Linked DNA regions of Homo sapiens: region 2 is linked to region 1. Evidence: chromatin loops called from intact Hi-C (ENCODE). Cell type or tissue: CD4-positive, alpha-beta T cell. All regions are shown on one strand. Links, peaks and the distances in the headings refer to the core of each region. The heading gives the core; the rest is flanking DNA. Region 1 holds the start of LOC105373854 (a long non-coding RNA gene). Region 2 has its middle 19 kb from the start of CREB1.

Region 1 (12,704 bases), core at 3,332-8,331:
GAAAGAAGACAATTATTTTCATCATTAAGAAAAGTGAATGAGTTTATAATAACCAACACGTACCCTAATGCTCAATTCGAAGAAGCTTGTAGACACATTCTTAGTAATAATAAATTAACATTAACAGAGGATGAAAAAACATTCTACACCTGGAATATTTGTCAGGAAACAAGGACCAAGACATTCAGGGCAATTCATGCTTTATGTGTTTTTCAATTTCATTTTAAGAATAACTTTTGGCCGGGCGCAATGGCCCACGCCTGTAATCCCAGCTCTTTGAGAAGCCAAGGCGGGCAGATCATGAGTTCAGGAGTTTGAGACCAGCCTGGGCAGCATGGTGAAACCCTGTCTCTACTAAAAATACAAAAATTAGCCGGGCGCAGTGGCATGAGCCTGTAATCTCAGCTATTCGGGAGGCTGAGGTAGGAGAATTGCTTGAACCTGGGAGGCGGAGGTTGCAGTAAGCCGAGATTGCACCACTGCACTCCAACCTGGGTGACAGAGCAAGACTCCGTCTCCAAAAAAGAATAACTTTTAAAATGTAAATGTTTGCAGTATTATCTTTCAATTGTTTGAATCATTTTATTTGGCATTATTGTGTGTTAATGTTCCCTTCTTTTAATATATTCTATTGTCTAACTCAGGTAGAAATTATTTTTATGGGTCATTGAAATGTAGTGTAATCTTGTCTCAATATATATGTCCATAATAATAATAAACCATATAACCCATGCATTTATTATCACTGTCTGGGGGGATTTCTTGTTTGTTTTGGTTGCAGAAAGCTTTAGAAACTTTTTGTATAATCCCATCACAGAAAAATGGTCCGCTATTTACTAGTGTAGTCAGTCATTGTTTTTAAAAACATACCAAGAAGATGTTATGGGGAAATGTAGATAACTTATGATTTTGAGGATCACCAAGAATTCTCAAGAATTCTAGTTTTTTGTTCCAGAATCCTGCAGATTAATAACTCTTAGAAATTATCAAACACTAGTACAGTGCCTGGGATAGAGTAGACATCAGCATATATTTAGAATGAATGGGTATTATTTTGTTTAATAGTCACAGCAATCCTGTCAAGAAGATGCAAATGTGCCCATTTTACTCATTAGAAATACCTGGATCTCCTTTGAGGTTCCTGTGAGACAACACCTTTAGGAGTCTTAAAAGTTCTATTGTTTACTGAGATGGTCTATGAGGCACATCCTTGAGATTCTTAGACATACTACTAGGCCTGCCCTTAAATTTTTCTGACAAAGCATCTTATTCTGGATTTGATCTTAGGCCCTAGAGATATTTATTATTTGGGAATCTTTTAATGGAAAAGACCAGGGATAAGCAACAGTTTTATTTTATAACCCAATATTTGTACTTTTCCATTTTTGCTAAGAACTTGAACAATTTTTCTTTTTTCTTTCTTTTTTTCTTTTTTTTTTTTTTTTTTGAGACAGAGTCTCACCCTGTCGCCCAGGCTGGAGTGCAGTGGCGTGATCTCAGTTCACTGCAACCTCCGCCTCCCGGGTTCAAGTGATTCTACTGCCTCAGCCTCCCAAGTAGCTGGATTTACAGGCGTGCACCACCACACCCTGCTAATTTTTTATATTTTTAGTAGAGACAGGGTTTCACCACATTGGCCAGGCTGGTCTTGAACTCCTGATCTCGTGATCCTCCTGCCTCGGCCTCCCAAAGTGCTGGGATTAGAGGCATGAGCCACTGCACCGAGCCCACAATTTTTCTTTAGATCATCTCTCCTGTCTCATATTTTGTCATAGGCAACTGAAAAAAGCCAGTTGGCACCTTCTACATTCTGCTTGGACATCTCTCTAGCCAACCCCACAAGCTGTTAAGCACTCTTTCTGTTTTCCACGTTCCCATAGGCGACAGTGTCCTCACACTTTCTGTCGCTACATAAAGAGTCCTCTGTTTTCCAGCCCCTATAAATACTTTGCTCAGTCTTTCACACCCTCACCCATAGTCTCCTCCTGGCTTTTTCTGCTTCTCCCTGACACTCTGTCCCAAAGCCAGTGCCATATGGTTTGGGTATTCGTTATGATAGCACCCCACTTCCAAGTACCAAATTCTGCCCAAGTATCTATTATTACTGCACAATACTGTAGTGGCTTGAAACAACCATTTATCATGACTATCTTCAAACAGGGCACAGCAAGGGACAGCTCATTTCTGCTCCAGAATGCCTGAGGCCTCAGCTGCAAGACTGGAATAGCGGGGGGACCAGAACAACCAGGGGTTGGCTGGGCATCTGTTTCTCTTTCTCCCTCTGTCTGTCTGTCCCTCCCCACCCGCCTTTCCACAGTTTCTTCCTGCAGCCACCTTAGGCTTCCTTATTCGATGGCAGCCTCTGGGTAGTCAGACTCTCACAGGGAAGCTCGGGGCTCCAATCAATGTCCTAAGAGACAGGAAATGGAAGCTGCCAGTCTCTTAAAGCCAAGCTTGGAAACCAGTACAGTGCCACTCCCCGGATATTCTACTGGTCAAAGCAGTCAGACTCGAGGGGAGGAGACATAGGTCCCATTTCTCAATGGGAGCAGTGTCAAAGAAGGTATAGTTGTCTTTCACCTATTATTATTCACCTATTTTACTATGGTTATAATAATATGGTAAAATAATATGGTAAAGCTTTGTGATAACAAAGATTATAAAACTTTATTATTATTATTATTATTATTATTATTATTATTATTATTACTGAGAGGGAGTCTCACTTTGTTGCCCAGGGTGGAGTGCAGTGGCACGATCTCAGCTCACTGCAACCTCTGCTACCCAGGTTCAAGCGATTCTCCTGCCTCAGCCTCCCAAGTAGCTGGGATTACAGGCACCTGCCACTGTGCCTGACTAATTATTGTAGTTTTAGTAGAGACGGGGTTTCACCATCTTGGCCAGGCTGGTTTTGAATTTCTGACCTTGTGATCCACCCGCCTCAGCCTCCCAAAGTGCTGGGATTACAGAGGTGAGCCACCATGCCTAGCCAAAACATTATTATTATTATTATTATTATTATTATTATTATTATTGAGAGAGGGTCTTGCTATGTTGCCCAGGCTGATCTTGAACTCCTGGCCTCAAGCGATCCTCCAGCCTTGGGTTCCCTAAGTGCTGGGATTACAGGCATGAGCCACTGTGCCTGGCCAATTCAGATATTATTTAACTCCTGCCCAAACCCACTCTTAAAAGGGGGCATCCTCAAGTTCCTATCTTCTACACGGTGGTGTCTTGTGATCATTCTGAGACTCTCAGTTCCGCATATGAAGCACACCGTTTGAAAGAGTTGGTGTGCAGAATAGTTTTCATTCATCTCTCTAGGGTAATGCTTTGTCCCTTCCTCACCTGCTCTGTGTCCCAGGAGGCAGGTCTTTCCCTGTAGGCTTCCAGTTGATTTCAGCCACTGGATGACAACAGAAGTTCCATGGAGGAGGTAAGGGAGCGTGAGAGTGCTGGTTTTATTCCCCAGCTTCATCCCAGCTGAGTCATTGTGGTTTGGCTTTCTGGCTCTCCAGGCAGCATTCTCCATTTAGCTACACCATATTCTCTGTCAATTAGTTCAGGCCTAGACCAATAATATCTTCCTGGTTCTTGCTAACTTCAGGATACTGCACCATTCTTTGTGAGGTTCCCTTAAACCTGATTCTTTATTAAATTCCTCTAAATTATTCTATTTGGGTCTTCTGTTCACCGACAGAGACGGATACAGACGGTCTACTTCTGATATAACTAACACTTTAAAACTCTCCCTACTTTTTTTTTTTTTTTTTTTTTTTTTAAGTCAGGGTCTGGTTGTGTTGCCCAGGCTGGAGTGCAATGGTGCAATCTCAGCTCACTGCAGCTTCTGCCTCCCTGGTTCAAGCGATTCTCCCACCACAGCCTCCTGAGTAGCTGGGACCACAGGTGTGTGCCACCACATCAGGCTAATTTTTGTATTTTTTGTAGAGATGGGGTTATCGCCATATTGCCTAGGTTGGTCTCAGACTCCTGAGCTCAAGTGATCCACCCACCTCGGCCTCCCAAAGTGCTGAGATTACAGGCATAATCAGCCTTTTTCTTATCAGAATTGTGTATTAATGTAGTTTTCCCATTTTTTAAATCAGGCTTTTGATCCTTTGTCCTTCCATTTATTTAGAGTTCTTTACATATTAAGAATATTATACTTTTATCTGTAATACAGCTCACTGCTTATTGTGTTTTATTTTTCTTTTTGTGGGAAACAGGGTCTCATTCTGTTGTCCAGACTGGAGTGCAGTGGCACAATCACAGTTCACTGCAAACTCAACCTCCTGGGCTCAAGCAATCCTCCCACCTCAGCCACCCCAGTAGCTGGGACTAAAGGCACGCACTGCCATGCCCAGCTGATTTTTTTTCATTTTTAAATTTTGAGATAGAGTCTTACTCTGTCACCCAGGCTGGAGTGCAGTGGTGAGATCTCGGTTCACTGCAACCTCCGCCTCCCGGATTCAAGCAATTCTCCTGCCTCAGCTGGGATTACAGTAGCTGGGATTACAGGCACCTGCCACAACGCCCAGCTAATGTTTTGTATTTTTAGTAGAGATGAGGTTTCACCATGTTGGCCAGGCTGGTCTCGAACTCCTGACCTCAAGTGATCTGCCTGCCTTGGCCTCCCAAAGTGCTGGGGTTACAGGCATGAGCCACCATGCCTGGCTTGTGCTCATTGTTTTTTGACTTTGTTTACAGTGGGGTATTTAGCCATGCCCCCAAAAAATTATTTTTATTTTTAATGTAGTCAAATTTATTAACATTTTCTTTTATTGCCTCTAGATTTTGAGGCTTTCTCTATATCAAGGTTAAAGAAGAATTCACCCATGTTTTCTTCTAGCACTTGTGTGATTTTGTATTTTACATTTAGATTCCTACTTTGAATTTATTCTTCAATATGGTGTGACGTATGAATTTAATTTTATCTTTTTCCAAATGTACCATCTGTCCCAGAACCGTTTATTTAAAAGCTTATCTTTGTAGAACTTGAGGATAACTGGTAGATTTTAAAAAATAATAACAAAAGTTTATCTTTGACCCAATGGTTTGAGATGCCAGTTCTTCATATAGTCAATTACCATATGTGTTTCTTTCTATTTCTGGACTTTTTATTCTGCTGCATTAGTCTACTTGTCTAGTCATGGGACAGTACCACTGTGTGTTAATTATAAAAGGCTTTATAGTGTGTTTTAATATCTGTTAGTCTACTTCAAAGTTTTGTGTGTTTTTAAATGTTTCCCTGGCTATTTTTACATGTTTCTCCATATAAACTTTAGTATCAACTTGTATGGCTTCATTTAAAAAGCTAGCTGCTATTTTTATTGGGATTATGATCGTTAATAAATTGACTTGGACAACTGACATCTTTGTGCTGCTTAGTCATCCTATCCAAGAACAGGAAATGTTTTAATTATTAGGGGCTTTATAGAATATTTTAATATGTGGCAGGCTACTCCCTGCTAAAAGTTTTTCTTTTTTATTGGTTTCTCGACTATTCTTGCTTATTTTTAAAATATAAACTTTAGTATTAATTTGTTTGGCTCCATAGGAAAGTTTGGTGGTATTTTCATTGGAATTGTGATAAATCGACTTAGGAAGAAGTAACAAGGCCCCCAGATCTGATCACTTCAAAATAGATATTTTGAATGTAAACACACACACACACACGCACACACACACACACGCACACCAGAACCTAAAAATTCATTCCAGATGTGGAAAGGATCAATGTCATTCAATTTAGCAAATATTTATGTATTACCTGCTATTTGCAAATTACTATAATAAAATATAACATGAGTCACTGTCTCTGTTCTCAAGAAGATAAGCACCTGAAGGGGGCGATAAGCACTTACTGATTATAGTGAGCCTGCACAGCATTTAGTGCAGTGTCTTTTGGGGTGAGCATCTCTCTACGCCACATAAATCTACAGCCCAAATATCTATGTGCAGCACTTGGATATATCCACAGCAATCCATGGCAAAAATGCAATTTGCTTTTTCTTGCATCTGCTGCATGTTATTATAACTTCTTATTCTCTAGGGCTCTTAATCACGTCTAACATTGATCCTCACTCCCAAAATGTTCTCTCTCATAGGAGAAGAAAAGATTAAGATGAGACCATTCATTTATTCTATAAATATTCCTTGAGTACCTTCCGTATGTGAAGAATTGCTCTTGGAGCTGAACTCTTAGTGGATTACAAGAAAGACCACATCCCTGCTTGAGGAGATTCCATTCTAGAGACAGAGACAGTTCAGGCAGAAACAAACAAGTTGAACGATACAACATAATTGCAGGGTGAGGAGGTCTGTATGGAAGAAGAAGGCAGGGAAAGGAGATGAAGGGCAAGGTGCCCTTTTGGATAGGACAGTGAGGGAAAGCCTTGCTGGGGAGAAAGAATTCGGGCAGACTTGAATGATGTGAATGGGGGAATCACATGAAGGTCCTTGGAGAAGACCCTGCCATGCACAAGGAGCATCTGCAGAGCCCGGGGGCCACACAGCCAGAAGAGAAAGCAAGGGAGAGACAGGGAGAAAAAGGGCTTCAGGTGCACAGTGCCTAGAGCAAGTAGGTACTCCAGGTTCCCCAAAAGGAGTTTGGATTTTGTTCTGCGAGAAAGGATGCTTTTTTGCAGGGGTATGACACGTGTGATCTTTAAATTTGGCTGCCATGGAGAAAATGGACTGTAGTGAGGGGGAAAGGGGGAGGCTGGTCAGAAGTCACTGTGCTGATCATGTGACAGATGACAGGGGCTTGGACCAGGGGACCACAGAGGACAAAAAAAGAAGCAAAGTGGAAGAATGTGGGAATTTTTTTGGAAGACAAACTAACAGGACTTACAGATGGACTGAATTTGGGAGTGGAGGGAGAGGAAGAGCCCAGGGTGGCTCTCTAGTTTTTGGTTTGAGTAACTGGGCGAATACCAGTACCATGTATTAAAAAGAGGTGACTATTGGAGAAGGAGCAGGTTTGGGGCAAAACCATAGAGATCTATTTTAGACACATTATTCAAGATACTTGGTTACTTCCCACTAAGTTTTAATAACCTAGCATAAGTTATATTGTCCTTTTCTATTCTTCTTTCATCCCCAATTAGAGTTGTTCCCAGGACAGTGTTTAACCTAAATGTGAAAGAAGATATGGCAAATCATCATTTGATCATTTCTGAAGGTCTCAAGCATTATCCTTCTATAAAAAGGATTAAATAAGGCCGGGTGAGGTGTCTCACGCCTGTAATCCCAGCACTTTGGGAGGCCAAGGCGGGCAGATCACCTGAGGTTGGGAGTTTGAGACCAGCTTGACCAACATGGAGAAACCCCGACTCTACTAAAAATACAAAATTAGCCAGGCATGGTGATGCACGCCTGTAAGCTACTCGGGAGGCCGAGGCAGGAGAATCGCTTGAACCCGGGAGGCGGAGGTTGCAGTGAGTCGAGACCATGCCATTGCACTCCAGCCTGGGCAACAAGAGCGAAACTCTGTCTCAAACAAACAAACAAAAAGGATTAAATAGTCTGGGTGGAGTGGCTCACGCCTGTAATCCCAGCACTTTGGGAGGCCAAAGTAGGCAGATTGCTTTGAGTTCAGGAGTTCGAGCCTGGTCAACATAGTGAAACCCCATTTACACACACACAGACAAACACACAAATCAGCCAAGCATGGTGGCTCACACCTGTAGTCCCAGCTACTTGGGAGGCTGAGGCTAGAGAATTGCTTGAGTCTGGGAAGCAAAGGTTGCAGTGAGCTGTGATCACGCCACTGCACTCCAGCCTGGATGACAGAGCGAGACCCTGTCTCAAAAGAAAAAGGGGGGAGGGATTAAATAAATATTGTCATTGATAGCAAAAGCTGTTTGGATCTAGTTGATGATATAATCTAGATACATGTCCTTGCCCAAACCTCATGTTGAAATGTAATCCCCAGTGTTGGAGATGGGTCCTGATGGGAGGTGTTAAGGTCATGGGGGCAGATTTCTCATGGCTTGGACCTGTCCTGGAGATAGTGAGTGAGTTCTCATGAGATCTGGTAATTTAAAAGTGTGTGGTACCCCCACCTTCACTCTCTCTCTCTTGCTCTTGCTTTTGCCGTGTGAAGTGCCAGCTCCCACTTCACCTTCCACCATGAATAAAAGCTCCCTGAGGATTCACCAGAAGCCAAGCAGATGCCAGCACCATGCCTCCTGTATAGCCTGCAGGAATATGAGCCAATTAAATCTCTTTCCTTTATAAATTACCCAGTCTCAGGTATTTCTTTATAGCAATGCAAGAATGGCCTAATACAGCTGATTTCAACTATAGTCAAGGAGGGGAAAAAAGTAAGTGGAGGTTAAACAAAGTTGTTTGCCGTTTTTCACATAATCAGGAGCAGAGATAAAGTTATAACTTGCAAGTGGCTCTATTCAGGCTGATGGTGCACGATCACAGTGCTTTGGTTACCTGGTGGGCCTCATGGGCTGAGGCCTCAAAGGCATAACCAGGCCCTATTGTGATCTCTGCATTGGAAACATGGGACCTTTTTTCAGCATCTGCCATCCACAAGACACTGTGCCCAGGACTTTCACCATGTCTCATAAGGTAGCCCTACTATTATTCCTAGGCAGCTCTTTATTCCCAGAGGGTTTGCCTTGACTTCTTAGATATAATGGATCATTTGAGTTTTGCTTGTGAAATTGTGAAAAGTCTTTAAGAGCAAACACATACCTCAATGAGACCATAAAGGGGTTAAGGCATGTGCAGTGCTTTGAGGTGTTCAGGTGAAAAGCTCTCAGTAGTATTAATTATTATTCTTTTAGTTAAAAGTAGCTCTTTTTTTATATATATACTTTAAGTTCTAGGGTACACGTGCACAACGTGCAGGTTTGTTACATATGTATACATGTGCCGTGTTTGATTGCTGCACCCATTAACTTGTCATTTACATTAGGTATTTCTCCTAATGCTATCTCTCCCCTATCCCCCCACCCCACGACAGGCCGGGGTATGTGATGTTCCCTGCCCTGTGTCCAAGTGTTCTCATTGTTCAATTCCCACCTATGAGTGAGAACATGTGGTGTTTGATTTTCTGTCCTTGCGATAGCTTGCTCAGAATGATGCTTTCCAGCTTCATCCATGTCGCTACAAAGGACATGAACTCATCCATTTTTATGGCTGCATAGTATTCCATGGTGTATATGTGCCACATTTTCTTTTTTTTAATATATATATATTTTTTATTATATTTTAAGTTCTAGGGTACATGTGCACAACATGCAGGTTTGTTACATATGTATATATGTGCCATGTTGGTGTGCTGCACCCATTAACTCGTCATTTACATTAGGTATATCTCCTAATGCTATCCCTCCCCCCTCCCCCCTCCCCACACCCCAAAACAGTCCGGGGTGTGTGATGTTCCCCTTCCTGTGTCCAAGTGTTCTCATTGTTCAATTCCCACCTGTGAGTGAGAACATGCGGTGTTTGGTTTTTTGTCCTTGGGATAGTTTGCTGAGAATGATGGTTTCCAGCTTCATCCATGTCCCTACAAAGGACGTGAACTCATCATTTTTTATGGCTGCATAGTAATGTGCCACATTTTCTTAATCCAGTCTATCACTGATGGACATGTGTGTTGGTTCCAAGTCTTTGCTATTGTGAATAGTGCCACAATAAACATACTTGTGCATGTGTCTTTATAGCAGCATGATTTAAAATCCTTTGGGTTTATACCCAGTAATGGAATCACTGGGTCAAATGGTATTTCTAGTTCTAGATCCTTGAGAAATCGCCATACTGTCTTCCACAGTGGTTGAACTAGTTTATACTCCCACCAACAGTGTAAAAGCATTCTTATTTCTCCACATCCTCTCCAGCATCTGTTGTTTCCTGACTTTAATGATCACCATTCTAATCATTGTGGTTTTGATTTGCATTTCTCTGATGACCAGTGATGATGAGCATTTTTTCATGTGTCTGTTGGCTGCATAAATGTCTTCTTTTGAAAACTGTCTGTTCATATCCTTTGCCCACTTTTTGATGGGGTTGTTTGATTTTTTCCTGTAAATTTGTTTAAGTTCTTTGAAGATTCTGGATATTAGTCCTTTGTCAGATGGGTAGATTGCAGAAATTTTCTCCCATTCTGTAGGTTGCCTGTTTACTCTGATGGTAGTTTCTTTTGCTGTACAGAAGCTCTTTAGTTTAATTAGATCCCATTTGTCTATTTTGGCTTTTGTTGCCATTGCTTTTAACAAAACAATAAGTAAAACATGAGTCCACAAAAAGCTGTGAGAGGGATATACCTTATAAAGACCTTGGGTTCTTTCGGCTCTTGGCTTGGAGGAGGCCAAGGTGCAACTTTCTTCCGTCATCCTGAATCCGGGTTCATCCATCACCAGCCACCTCCACCATGCTGCAGAAGTTCGACCCCAACGGGATCAAAGTCGTATACCTGAGGTGCACTGGGGGTGAAGTCAGTGCCACGTCTGCGCTGGACCCCAAGATCGGCCCACTGGGTCTGTCTCCAAAAAAGATTGGTGATGACATTGCCAAGGCAATGGGTGACTGGAAGGGCCTGAGAATTACAGTGAAACTGACCATTCAGAACAGACAGGCCCAGATTGAGGTAGTGCCTTCTGCCTCTGCCCTGATCATCAAAGCCCTCAAGGAACCACCAAGAGACAGAAAGAAACAGAAAAACATTAAACACAGTGGGAATATCACTTTTGATGAGATCATCAACATTGCTTGACAGATGCAGCACCCATCTTTACCCAGAGAACTCTCTGGAACCATTAAGGAGATCCTGGAGACTGCCCAGTCTGTGAGCCATAATGTTGATGGCCACCAACCTCATGACATCATAGATGACATCAACAGTGTTGTTGTGGAATGCCCAACTAGTTAAGAAGCACAAAGGAAAATATTTCAATAAAGGATCATTTGACAACTGGAAAAAAAAAAACACCACCTTGCGTTCTGCAGTCAATTCTCCCTGCCTAAGTGAAAATCCCTGATATTTTGTGAATGATGGGACACAGTCATTCCAGTCCCCAGCACTAAGTCATAGTACATAGAGCAGGGCAGAATATCTGTAGCTACTGTGAATGAAATTATTTTGAATTTTGTGGGAAAAGAACAGTGGGATTGGGCCAGGAAGGAATGATTTACATTTTAAGCATCAAATGTGTGAATATTTTTTTCCAAAAATATAGTCTTCTTTTATTATAAGAAAAGTAATACAAGTTTTACATAGAAAATTTAAAAATACAGACTATTTTTTTTTTTTTTTGAGACAGTCTTACTTTGTCGTCCAGGCTGGAGCGTAGTGGCGCGATTTCGGCTCACTGCAACCTCTTCCTCCCAGGTTCAAGCGATTCTCCTGCTTCAGCCTCACGGGTAGCTGGGATTACAAGTGCCCACCACCATGCCTGGCTAATTTTTGTATTTTTAGTAGAGATGGGGTTTCACCATGTAGGCCAGACTGGTCTCCAACTCCTGGCCTCAAGTGATCCGCCCGCCTCAGCCTCCCAAACTGCTGGGATTACAGGCATGAGCCACCATGCCCAACCAGAATATTATTTTTTAAATGACATTTAAATTAATTTTAACCACTACTGAGATAATCACTATTAATATTTTATTTATATACTACAAATATATATGTGTATGTGTATGTATATTTATATATAATCATCTTTTAGAAATATCGACTTCTATGAGTGTATTCTTTAAGAGAACATAATTTGAAAACTAAAAGATCAACTTTTGAAAACCTTTGTTATTGGGAAAGTTGCCTAGCCAGATATAATAACAATTACTGGCATTTTATAGCATCTTATGTGAATTCTCTCTTTTATTACTAAAAATAGCTATTGTTATTAACATAATAATAATTATTATTGACATATTAGTAACAGAAGAAAGAATACCTTGCTGGGAGGCATAAGTCCCAGTTCAAAGTTACGATTAGATACAAAGCCGTGAAATACTTTGAGCCTGAGTTTCCTCAAGTATATAATAAGCATCTTGGACTAAATGAAGCCTGAGGCCTCTTCCAGTTTTAAAATCCTACCCAAGTCTTATTTTAGAATAGGGGCACTTACTGAGATGCATTTGCTGAGATGCAAATTTACTTTCAAATATTTTATCTAAAATGCACCTGTTTTCAAGCTAAGAAAAATGGATCACATTTTGAAGAAAATTCGAAGGCTTTGAAGATGGGGCCTATTTACAGAGACCAATTTATTTCTCTGCATTATTTTAACATGCAACTCTTCTCCAGTCCTGAAGCTTCCTAAGTATCTGAGGCTTCGAAAAGTGGGGGTAGAGACAGCTTATTACCATGGAGATAGATGGGAGCAAACGGTCACATCATCAAAAGCAAACTAGAAATGTACAAAGCTTTTGTGATGCTGATCCTTTTTTTTTTTTAAGTAAGAAGAAGAAGGGAAAAAGGCACAAATAAAAGGACAGATCTCTCTCATTAAATCCAACACAATTTAGTAATCAGTGAAATAAAGATACCCTTGAAAGCCTGCTGCCAGAAAATACAGTACAACAAAGAAGCACAAAAGGTTGCTGGCTGCCAGGTATAATTTCCAGGTACTCCAAGTGCATTTGGACTCCCTGTTCTCTTAGCTTTGCTTTGCAGATTGGCCGTCTTCGTGGTAGGCTCGAAGTATCCATTTAGTCACCCTAGTGTGTTATCCAAATATTTA
Region 2 (12,704 bases), core at 4,390-9,389, 550 kb after region 1:
GTTATTAGATAGCTGCCTCTCTGGGTGGGCACTAGAAGATAGGGAGAGATGGGGTAAGAGACTGCTGTTTTCTCATCAGCTTTTTTTTGTATGAAGTGTTTTTAAAAACTATGCAATGTAATAATATACGTTTAAGCTATTTTTTAAGTGGATAGAAATTTACTTTCTCTGATATGTCAGTGTGTGTGTGCATCTGTGCTGTGTATATGTTCTGTGTTTGTGTATATATGTGTGACTAATTGTCAAACTATAGTTAGGGATAGTTTGTTACTGTCTGCAGCAAGATAAGTGCAGGCATTGAGAGTAAGCATTTATAAACTTGAATAGTAATTTGACAGAATATTTTATGTCTATTAAAATCAATGTAAATTTTTTGGGCTTATATTTTGTATTCTTGGCTTTAAACATTTTGCTTTTCTAGTAATTCATTTTAACTGTATTTTACAAAGGCATTGGTCTGCAATGGATTGGAAATTTAAAAAAATTGGTCCATCTTTACACAGTTTAGAAACACTGGTTTAAGGTACAAAGGTAAGATTATAGGATAAAAATATTTGAGAATTGTTATGCTAGAACAATCAGCAAATCACTAATGCTACATTTTCTGACCATCCTTCCTCCTCCATGATTATGAGAGTTTATGTAGAAGAAACAGAAGCGTATTGAAGTCAGCACTCCCTGTCTTTCCATAATTAAGTGATTCACAACAGCCTTCTCTTCCTCCATCTTGCCCTCTCAATAAAGCACCTGGAAATAACCCAAAGAAAATAGTGATATTTTCCAACAGGCCATGGGAAAACAGCATTAGCAACCCTGAGAAGGTGGAGACACTTAACTTTGTGAGAACAACAAGATCACTTTTTTATACTTCTGTCCAAATACTGCATTTTTGACTGTACTACTTTCATACCAGTGAGTGTTAATAGTCAAATATCTAAAGCATTCATAGTAATAATGCAAAGTGATAGGGATTCTCATGCCTTTTTAACTGATTCATTGGGTTCTTGCTTCTTTCCCTTCAGACTTTATGCCCATGCTACCTGATGCTAAAAGAAAGCAAAGAAAATGTCCACAGCAAATGTCTTTTGGGGCTTAAAAACTGATGCTTTACTGGGATAAAGTAAAATTTATCATAGGATGTATTTTTAGGAGCACAAGCAAACAGTTCTTGTTAAGAATAGTGACATTTCTTTCAATATATAAGTAAAAAAGATATCAGTAATTCTACCCATCCTAAAGCTGAAGTTCACGTGCATCTTGATAAAGCGCTTCTGTTCTCTGTGTTAGTTGTGGTTCAGTCATGAGTGTTGTCTTGGTAATACTGGAAAACAGAACACAGAAGACTCATGCCCTAACAGGAATCATTACTACCTAAACTCAGTTACAGGATACAGTGGTTCATGCCCAAGGAGCGTCCCATCTCTGCATAGTAAAAGGTTGTCATAACATGGTTAGGAGTTACAGTGTTTCTAAAACTAACCTTATCAGAGTATCTGACTTGTGTGTTCAGATGCTTAATCAGTGGTTGTCTTCCCAACCCCCCCACCAATCAAACACACACACACAACACATTTACATTAATAACATCCAAAGAAGGGCTGGGTCTATTTTCAAAAGCTCCTCCCAGCAAGACTTTTATTCTCTCTCCACCCTCCCCACTTCTGCGACGATTTAGAAACAGGTTTCTTGTCTGGGTGTGTACATATGATGGGGAAGGGGAGAATGAATCTTTTTTTGTTGTTGTTGTTTTCGTTTGTTTATTTGCAACTTTAAGTTTGTTTCCTTTGACAATAAGGCTGTGAAGAATTATGTCTCTTTTCAGGATTTCCCCCCAAATTTATTAAAGTATAGTTGACAAATAAAAATTGTGTATGTGTCAGGGCATGGTGGCTCATGCCTGTAATCCCAGCACTTTGGGAGCTCGAAGCAGGAGGATCACTTGAGCCCAGGAGCTCGAGACCAGCCTGGGCAACATAATGAGACCCTGTCGCTACAAAAAATAAAATTACTTTAACTAGGCATGGTGGCATGTGCCTATAGTCCCAACTACTCAGGAGGCTGAAGTGGAAGGATCACTTGAGCCCAGGAGTTGGAGGCTGCCGTGAGCTATGATCATGCCACTGTACTCCAGCCTGAGTGACAGATCCAGGCTTTGTCTCTAAAAAGACAAAAAAAATTACTAAAAAAAATTGTATGTATTTATAGTACATACAATGTGATGTTTTAATATATGTAAACATTATGGAATGATTAAATCAAGCTAATTAACATATCTATCACCTCATATACTTATTCTTTTTTGTGGTGAGAACATTTAAGATCTACTCTCTTAGCAATTTTCAAGTACATAATACATTATTCTTAACTTTAGTCACCATGCTGTATCATAGGTCTCCAGAACTGAGAATAAATCTTTTAGTCTGTGTACATCCCTGGGCAGCAAATGAGAATACGAACCCTTAAAAAATTCAATGTCATGATTGCTAGTGTTATTTTTCTGTGTAAACTTTTCTTAGCAAGGAATCTCTTCCTATTAACTAAATTCTTAACTATTTGACATACTTTTTAAAAAAGTCCTGTCAAAAATGACAATGATTTATTGTACATGTTTGTTTTTCTTCCAGGAATATCTTCTTGCTAACAGAACTTAGAGGAAGGCACATATGCCTGTGCCTCCCCTGCACAATTAGATTTTCATATCATTAGGGTTTTACATTTATAGATCAGGAAACATGTCTATTCTATCGTAATCCATGAGTTGGAGCAGATACATTTACAGTTCTGAGATCCTTTTAAGATTAGAGGCCCCTTAGTACCTATATTCTCAAACTATGAATGAGAGTTATAAAGAGTGAAATGGAGTTGAATTAGCTAGAATTTGTTGTGCTCACAGTCCTGGCTCTTGCCAGTATAATTTCTTAATCAAAGTCCACAATCTCCTTAACTAGGCTTCTTCCAGGACGAACTACATTCTTTTTGTCCCTCTCTTCCCCCAGTACAATTACCCAGTGCAAATTCATGGACCGAGTCTGCAGATGTTATTGTCTAATATGTTACTGTCTGATACTCTGTAAGTGTTACTAATATCTTTCCATGGCACAGTCCTAAATAGTTTTCGTAACTGTGGTTTTGAGCCTATGCTTTTGTCATTATGTGTCAGAGTTTCTTGCACATTTTCCAGGAAGCTGCAACTGAATCATTTTCAGGACTTTTATATAACCTAGTCTATTATGTGTAGTCCAAGATTAAGCAGATACTGCATGCTCTTGTGGCCTAAGTGATACAAGATGCGAAAGGGTTATAACCAAACACCCCTAAGTAGCTTGCTGAAGCCCAGGAATGCTTACTGGAATTATCCACAATATGTGATATAGCCAAAGGAGTTTAAAAAACGCCCTCTCTTCTTTTCCTTAGGGCTTGTCCTAAGTTGTCCCTTCCTTGTCAGAGCTTGCTACACACACAGAGGCCGAGCACCTGTCATGTGTTATGAATTATATTACGCATTCAGATATTTGTCTAAGCCATTAGACTTTAAGTGTCCCAATCCTCTTAACCCCAACTTCTCTTTCTATGCCTGAGTTTTGACCTTAACAGAGAGAACCAAATTTAGCATTCTAAACACAAGACAGAGGAAACTAGAATTCGAGGTCTACATGGAACAGAGATATAGGCCACACTTGGGATAACATATGGAGCAGGTATGAAAGGCCTGTGCTAAAGATTTTGTTCTTAAAATTCTTAAAGGTGAGGAATTATTAAATAAGAGGCTGATGACCTTTTTCCAAGAAAAAACATTGCAAAGTATGAAAATCTTATGGGACATACAGAAAGTATAAATTTACTTTGCTATTTTGAGCTTTTGCTGAAGAGGAAAATAATGGCAACTACTTCATAGGATTGTTGTGAGGATGAAGTGAAAAGATCCAAACATATCACTTTGCACTGTCCCTGGCACATTGAAAATGATTAATATTGGATATTACTATCATATTTCATTGCATCTGATTAAAATGTCATTTTTGTATCACCAATAAAAATTAATTTCCAATTAAACTGATGCAATGATTTATCACCAAATTATTTTACATTTATGAAAAAATATTAGACTTATTTAGACAGGTTTTTAAAATCGTATTATTGTGCCATAGATATAAAGGCAAATGTAAACAAATCTGTAAACATAACATTTCAAGTATTTCTAGGATTTTTTCATGATCAGAGTCTAATTCTTCAGGATCAGTTTTCAACTCAGAGACATTGATTTCTGTGTTTTTTTTCTCAAAATATTGTCTGTGATATCAAGTATTGAAAGTGAGAAATGCAACATTTCTAAAATGTTCCTCTCTGCAGAATCCCAGATTTTCTTTCAAACTACTATGCCCACTCTCCTTCTGTTTGCTCCATCTTACTAGAACGTGTCAATGGAAGGTTTTTAGAAAATGACCAGGTTTATATTCTTTTCTGAATTCCTGCTCTTTGGATCCTAACTTGTTTCTTTCATAGTCTCCCTGCTTTGTTCATGATAACTCCATTGCAGTAGTTGCTTAGATCGAAATCCCAGGAGTCATCCTTGGGTTCTGTCTGTCTCTTACATACCACATCTAATCTACCAAGTTTCTATATAGAGAATTTGCCCTCCTTTACTGCTACTGTTCTGGCCTGAGGCATCATCATCTCTCACCTATAATTACCTCTTAACAGGTTTTTCTGCTTCTGTCTTGGCCCCACTACAATTCTATTCTCAACGTAGTGGCCAGAGCAAATCTTACAAAACTAAGTCAGATAATGTCTCTCCTCTACCCAAAACTCAGCTCTCCCAGCTCCCCATTTCGCTCAGAGTAAAAGCCAAAGTCTTTGTAATGGCTACAGGTCTGACAAAATTAGTGCTCCCTGCTTCACCTCTCTCCCTCTCTTCCTTGCTTCTGGTGCACTTTGCTCAAGACTCACTGGTCTCGCAGTTTCTCAATCTCATCATCATGCTCCTGCTGGAGGGATCTTTGCTTTAGCTCTTCCCTTTGCCTGGAATCCTCCTCCTCCAGGATCTACAGAGTTAACTTCCTCACGTCCATCAAGATTTTGATGAAATCTCATGTTCTCACTGAAGCCTACCATGGCCACCCTATTTTAGACTGCAACCTGAATCTCTTCTGTGCTCCCTTCCATCCCATTCCCTGTAATCCACTCCACGGTTTCTTTTTCCCATAGCACTTATCAGTATAACATACTACAACATTTATTTATGTATTGTAGTTTATTATCTATCTTTCCTTAGAAGGGTAGGCATCTTTGATTTGTTCAGTAATGATTCCTAAGTGCCTAGAACCATGTCTCATTGGCATTCATTCAATACTTGTTGAGTTGTACTGAATTGTGATAAATCCTATGAGCAATGTCAGCACAAGGTGCTATGGGAGTATATAGAAATGACCCCACACAGATCAGGTTAAGAAAGACTGTGAAGGAGTTGAGGCCTCCCCTGAACTTTACTTTTTTGGAGATGAAGTCTTGCTATGTTGCCCAGGCTGGGGTACAGTGTCTGTTCACATGTGTGATCATAGCATACAACAGCCTTGAACTCCTGGCCTCAAGCAATCCTCCCCACCTTAGCCTCCCAAGTAGGTGAGACTACAGGCGCACCTCAGCTCTCAGCAGAACTTTTTTTTTTTTTTTTGAGTTGGAGTCTCGCTCTGTCGCCCAGGCTGGAATGCAGTCGTGCGATCTCGGCTCTCTGCAAGCTCTGCCTCCTGGGGTCACGCCATTCTCCTGCCTCAGCCTCCTGAGTAACTGGGACTACAGATGCCTGCCACCATGCCCGGCTAATTTTTTGTATTTTTAGTAGAGACGGGGTTTCACTGTGTTAGCCAGGATGGTCTCCATCTCCTGACCTCGTGATCTGCCTGCCTCAGCCTCCCAAAGTGCTGGGATTACAGGTGTGAGCCACCGCACCCAGCCTCTCTGCAGAACTTTTAAAGATAAATAGAGTGAGGCAGATGAAGGAACCACGAGAAGCAATGAAATCATAGATGCAAAGTGCTCCATTGGTGTCTTAGTCGGCTTGAACTGTTATGACAAAATACCATAGACTGGGTGGTTTAAATGACAAACATTTATTTCTCATAGTTCTGGAAGCTGGGAAGTCCAAGATCAAGGCATCTCTCTCTGTGGGTGAACACCCACTTCCTGGCTTGCAGATGGCCATCTTCTCATCTTCTTGTCATGTCCTCACATGGTGAAGAGAGACCTAGAGACATCTCTGGGATCTCTTATAAGAGCACTAACCCATTCATGAAAGCTCTACCCTCCTGATTTAATCACCTCCCAAAGCCCCACCTCCTAATATCATCATATTGTGGATGAGGATTTCAATATATGAATTTTGTGAGATCACAAACATTTGGTCCATTGCACTTGGGTATTGTTTCAGGTGGCTATTTGGATTGAATATTACCAATTGATTCCAATTCAGAGTATAGAAATCAAACCTCATGGGTAATGCACTTTGTAGAATACTTCTTCAGCAAAGCTTATATCTGCCTGAATTGTACCATGTTATCATAGTGAGCACTCATAACATTTCATGGTCAAATTGCATTGGCCGGGAGTTTCAGTCTGAACAGCCAAGGTGCCAAATCTTTGTTTTGGTCAACAGGGTAGCCAATAATAAAAACACTAAGCCAAAATCATAGTTAAGGTTTACAGTGAATATCTTTGGAAAGTAATGCAATGACTTAGAGATTTTTCTCATTTGAGATGTTCTTTTACCAGGGATATATTCGGAGATAGAGCCTTCACTATAAGTACAAGACACAAACCCACTCTTAAATCAGCTTTGTAACATATGATGTATGATTTATGTGTTCTTAACACTTTGTGCCATCTGGTGGCTTCATATTTAAGTAATTTTTCTTGATAATTAGATATCAAGCTTAGTTGTTTCTACCTGTTAGAGAAATATATGTGTTGTCAACATGTAAATATAACACATTTCAGAACAGAAAATTCTTGAAAATGTTTGCTTGTGCCCTTTAAATTTTAGTGGGCTGATACAAAGCCTCCTTGCTCTCCCAATTTTAACTCTGCTCATAGAATTGCCTAAACTCAGTCCCTTACTGGCACACAATAAGCAATACACATTATGTTAAATAATTGAATCAAATAGATTTTGATCCAGAAGAAACATATAGCATAAGCCTAAAGGACTTTAGGGAACATAACTTAATGTACATTTTGGATTTGTAAAATAGGGCTCATCATAGTTATCTATCTCAGTCTCTATGAGAATTAATACAGGCAATATGAGTTGATATATGTAACAGTCTTTGGCACACGTCTTTTATTAATAGACTTTATTTTTAAGGAAAGTTTTTTTTTTCTTTTTTTTGAGATGGAGTCTCACTCTGTCATCCCGGCTGGAGCAGTGGCAAGATCTCAGCTCACTGCAATCTCCACCTCCCAGGTTCAAGTGATTCTCCTGCCTTAGCCTCCTGAGTAGCTGGGATTATAGGCACCTGCCACCACGCCTGGCTAATTTTTGTATTTTTAGTAGAGACAGGCTTTCACCATGTTGCCCAGGCTGGTCTTGAACTCCTGACCTCCAGTGATCCACCCACCCTGGCCTCCCAAAGTGCTGGGATTACAGGTGTGAGCCACCGCACCCAGCCCTAAGGAAAGTTTTGGACTTGCAGAAAAAGCAAGCAGATAATATAGAGAGTTCCCATGTAACCTCCCCACCCCACCCTACCCAAAGTTTCCTCTATTGCTGACATCTGACATTAGTATGGTACATTTGTTATAATTAATGAAGCAATATTGATAGAGTATTGTTTTGAACTAAAGTCCATAGTTTATTGAGAGTTTCTTAGTTTTTGCCTAGTGTCCTTTTCTGTTCCAGAATCCATCCCAGGATACTGTGTTATATTTAGTTGTCATGTCTCCTTAGGCTCCCTTGGCTGTGTCAGTTTCTCAGACTTTCCTATTTCTGATGACCTTGACAGTTTGAGGAGGACTGGTCAGGTATATTGTAGGTTGCTCCTGTATTGGAATTTGTCTTTGGCACATTTTAAAGCTTCTAAAAGTGTTTGTTACTGATATTATTGCTTCATATTCAGATTAAATGTGGAACAAAGCTAGGATATGGGCAGGGGATAGTTTTGTTGAAAATTTAGTATTTAAAAGATTTATTTTGAAGCATAGTCAATTTATCAGTGCCAAAAACGGACAAAATTTGGTTTGCCTACATCCATCCTTCCATCTTCCATTCAGTAAATATTGTGAGGATAGTGTGTATTAGATGCTGGGGATTCAATAATAAAGAAAATGTAACTGCTTTCATAGAGCTTCCAGACCAATAGGAAGAGAGTCAAACAACTAAAGAAATAATCTGCAAGATAACTTGTGACAATAAAGAAAATATTCTTATATTAAAGAACATCTTAGTAGGTGAGGGGAAAGGGGACTAACTTTATTAAGATCATGCATTAGGATATTATAGAGATAGAAAACAGAATAACAGGCTTAAACAAGGTAGAAATTTTCTGTTCAGGAAATCAGGGAGTCAGTTCAGAGCTAATATGGCAGCTCCACAGTGCCAGGGTCCCATACCCCTTCCACTTTGTTGCTCTGCTGTGCGTGGATTAATTTCTCAGCATCATCTCTTGTCTAAGACTATTTCTGGGGATCCAGCTATCACATCTGAATTCCAGCCATCATGAAGCAGGAGGAGTCAGAGAAGATAACTCCCCTTTTCACATTTCTGTTTACTTTTTGCTGTTTTGACAGAACTTTTTATTTTACTTTTTGTTGTTTCTGTTTTGACAGAACTTAGTCAAGGGGCCTTATGCAGCCACCTTACCTAGTCTCTTTGTCCAGGTGGCCATGTTTACCAGCTAAACATCAGAGGTTTTATTGCTATACTGGTTCTCACGCTATGGCGTGCATCGGAATCACCGGCAAGACTTGTTGAAATACAGATGACTGGCCCTCATCCCCAGTTTTTCATTCAGTAGGAGAATAAGAATTTGCATTTCTGACAAGTATCTATGTGATGCTGATAATGCTGGTCCAGGACCACATTTTGAGACCCATTGCTGTAAAAAGGGAGCATGGCCAGATACAGTGGCTCACACCTGTAATCCCGGCACTTTGGGAGGCTGAGGTAGGAGGATGACTTGAGCCCAGGAGTTTGAGACCAGCCTAGGCAACATAGCAAGACCCCCATCTCTACAAATAATAATTTTAAAAAATTATCATGCGTCTGTGGTCCCAGCTACTCAGGAGGCTGAGGCAGGAAGATCACCTGAGCTCAGGAGGCTGAGGCTGCAGTAAGGCTTGATTGCACTGCCACACTCCAGTGACAGAGTAAGACCCTCAGGTGACAGAGTAAGACCCTGTTAAAAAAAAAATGAAAGAAAGGAAAAAAAAAAAAAAGCAAGCATGGATATTGAGGGAACACTCTCTGATTTGGACCATGATATGGACTTTGATCATTTACATTTTTTGTACTGAGACAGACTATGCTTTCTTTTTTTTTCTTTTTTTATTTTTTAGATGGAGTTTCACTCTTGCTGCCCAGGCTGGAGTGCAGTGGTGCAATCTTGGCTCATTGCAACCTCCGTCCCCTGGGTTCAAGCGACTGTCATGTCTCAGCCTCTCGAGTAGCTGGGATTACAGGCACCCGCCACCATACTCGGCTAATTTTTGTATTATTATTATTTTTTTTAAGTAGAGATGGGGTTTCACCATGTTGGCCAGGCTGGTCTCGAACTGGTGACCTCGTGATCCACCGCCTCGGCTTCCCAAAGTGCCGGGAGTACAGACATGAGCCACCGCGCACGGCAAGACAGACTGTGCTTTCTTAGATCAGGTATCTGGTCTTTGAGATGTCTGTTCTGGGTAGCTTTATGCAATTTAGTCAGTTTTGTATAAGGTCTGTTTTCGTTATCTTACTGCTATGTAACAAACCACCTCAAAGCAAAGTAGCTTAAAACAGTCATTTGCTTATGACTGTGGATCTGCAATTTGAGCAGGACTCAGTGGAGCTCATGCTGGGAGTACAGGCATGAGCCACCATGCCCGGCGAGACAGACTGTGCTTTCTTAGATCAGGTATCTGGTCTTTGAGATGTCTGTTCTGGGTAGCTTTACACAATTTAGTCATTTTTGTATAAGGTCTGTGTTTTCGTTATCTTACTGCTATGTAACAAACCACCTCAAACAAAGTAGCTTAAAGCAGTCATTTGCTTATGATTCTGTGGATCTGCAATTTGAGCAGGACTCAGTGGAGAAGTCTGGCCTCTGCTCTTCATGTGGTGGCTGGCCTTGACTGGATAGAAGGATCCAATATGGCCTTCCTCACATGTCTGGAACTGGCTGTCAACTGGGGCACCTCGGTGTTCTTCTAGGTGACTCTCTAGCAGTACAGCAGTATACCCTGGACTTTCTTACATGGAGGCTTGGAGCTCCAAGGGGGCAAGATAGAGGTTCTAAAGCTTCTTTAGAAAGCCTAAGCCTAGCAATTAAACTGAGTCCTTTCTGCTAGAATCTCTTGGTCGAAACAAATAATGAAACCAGCCCAGATTCAAGAGGAGAGGAAGCAGACTTCATCTATTGATGGGAGGAGTGGCAAAGTCACAGCAAAAAAGAGCATGCAGTGGGGAGGGATTATTATAGCTATCTCTGCAACAGACTGCCACAGTCAGAAATGAGAATGCCAGTATTACAGTAGGAACCTCATATAATTGTCATGTGGACATAGACCTATCATTTATTGGATTTTATCCCTATCAGGACCAAAGTGTAATTTGGATAAAACACTTCCAAAATATTTTGGTTTACTAATAGAAGTGTGGCAAGATCAAACAGGGTTTTAGAAAGGTTTGTTGGTTATTGAAAAAATGTTTCCATTTCTTCACTGATAAAAAAGTTCAAAAATGGGGACAAGTTGAAAATAAGTTCATAAATATTTTTCTGCTGGTCTTCTTTAAATACATGAGTATTTTGATTGAAAGTTGATGTCAACTTTTGAAAGTCAGCATTTAAAAAAATAATGTTCTACCTATGCAATGTGAATTTCCACATAAAAGAGGTCATGTTTATAGTCTGTTTTTATATGTGGTATAATTTAGAGTATGAGAAAGAGACTCCTCTTTCCCTCCCCCATCCAATGAAATTTTTACCAGTGCCTGAAATATTACCAGGAGTGATTCACTATTTGTTTCAAGCATTGCTCACTTTCACTGGGTTTTAACATAGCAAATATTTCTTGGAAGGAAAGGACAGGAAGTAGCACTGTGGTATGAATAATTTAGAGAAGCATTCTTTCTGAGGTTCCTGGGTGTCTTTGGAGGAAGGCGGTTCTGAAAGGCAGGAGGTGGGTGTGGTGGAGCAGGGGAGGATGAAGAATGTGGGATAGAGGTACTGAGCCCACATTTCTCTACCTCACATAGCCTGCTGCTTAGGAGGCATGATTAGGCTGATGTGATTCTGAACCTACTTTTTATTTTGGATAGAACATATTGTACCTATAATATGGTATTCATGCTCTCTTTGTGTTTTTTCCTAAACACTTTTCCACAAAGGGTATTTATTTACCCTTAAAATTTTATCTCCAGTAATGTGCTTTAGGGCCTTTCTCTTATAATAACTTTTAGCTTTTGTGATTTTCCTTTGGAACTAAATATCCCTTTGAGCCTGTCCTTTTCATCCTATTTTCCAAGGTCTAAGACACAGTCCTGGCATTCTAGGGGCCTCTGAAATTGCTGGTCCACTGTGGGAAAATCCCGGCTTGGGCAGAGTCAGTGTTGTTTTGTTCGCCAGGTGTTGAATAGACTGCAGAGTGAAGCTGCCTCACAGCCTGTGTTTTCCTGGTTTGAATAGCAAGCTTAGTTACTTCATTGACTTTCTTAAGGGTACCCGGTTCCTCCTTTTAATTTATGCCTTTACCCAGTGAAAACTAAATCCAACTCAGAAACCCCTCATAATTTTATTCTAGGGAGTTACTTTTGTTTGAGGAGCTAATATAGTTACAGGACTGTGATTTTATTATTCCCACAGAAAGCAAAAAGCACGAGCCTGTTCTGCGGTTCAGATGAAAAGCTCTGTGACTAACAGGATTCTTTCTTCCTTTCTTTCTTTTTTTGGGTTCCATTTCTCTCATTAGCTGCCAGGTCGTTTCATGACAGTTCTCCCAGCTGAAGTGATTTATCACGTAGAGTGAAGAAGTGGGAACTGTGTCGTTTCTTTTTACCCCCTGACAGTGGGGCTTCTCCTCCTGCTGTCAGGGCACGCCAACAGCCCATTGCTTTGGTGGTATGGGCTGAGGAAAGGAAGCTTGACTTGTAACTATTGCGGTTCTGCAGAAGGCCCTGGCATGTAGGGCAGTGAGCCAGTGGCTGCAGTCTGCCTCCTGGTGCTCCCTCCTAAAGCCAAAGGCTCTTGGAAGAAAAGACTTAGTTTTGCAGCCAAACTAGAGGTGGAGGTCTTTCTGCGGTAGTCATGGTAATCTACTCAGTATAGATTTTATAGTTAAGCAGAGGCTGCCGTAAGGAAAACTGGGGCCAGAGCTGGACGGGCATTTGCCTCTTGAAAGGCTCTGCCTGTGGCTCCTCCTCCACCCCCAGCTGGCTGATAGGATCCCCAGGAATATCCACAGGCTGTTGAAGGCTCCTCGGTGTTAGTGTCCCATCCTGTCTTCCTTAGTCCCTCTTT

What was found. Peaks named below come from ENCODE experiments on the same cell type or tissue, not always from the same donor. Only the 100,000 strongest peaks of a DNase experiment are listed, where the experiment ranks them.
Region 2: it touches region 1 in a loop (2.7-fold over the local background); 3 of 110 quality-filtered maps call a loop at or near these places.

What each region holds. Positions count from the first base shown.
Region 1 is chr2:208,055,435-208,068,138 of GRCh38, reverse strand. LOC105373854 (a long non-coding RNA gene) reads right to left here and starts at 3,436. Exons shown (of 4, transcript XR_923815.3): 1 at 3,349-3,436. It also overlaps the pseudogene RPL12P17. RefSeq lists an enhancer at 3,360-3,409. In CD4-positive, alpha-beta T cell, for the core only: a CTCF peak has its summit at 5,790; a DNase peak (open chromatin) is centred at 5,848.
Region 2 is chr2:207,504,516-207,517,219 of GRCh38, reverse strand. No RefSeq gene overlaps it. Among named protein-coding and RNA genes, the nearest start is that of CREB1, 19 kb to the left of the region's middle. In CD4-positive, alpha-beta T cell, for the core only: a CTCF peak has its summit at 6,869 (motif pointing left); a DNase peak (open chromatin) is centred at 6,867.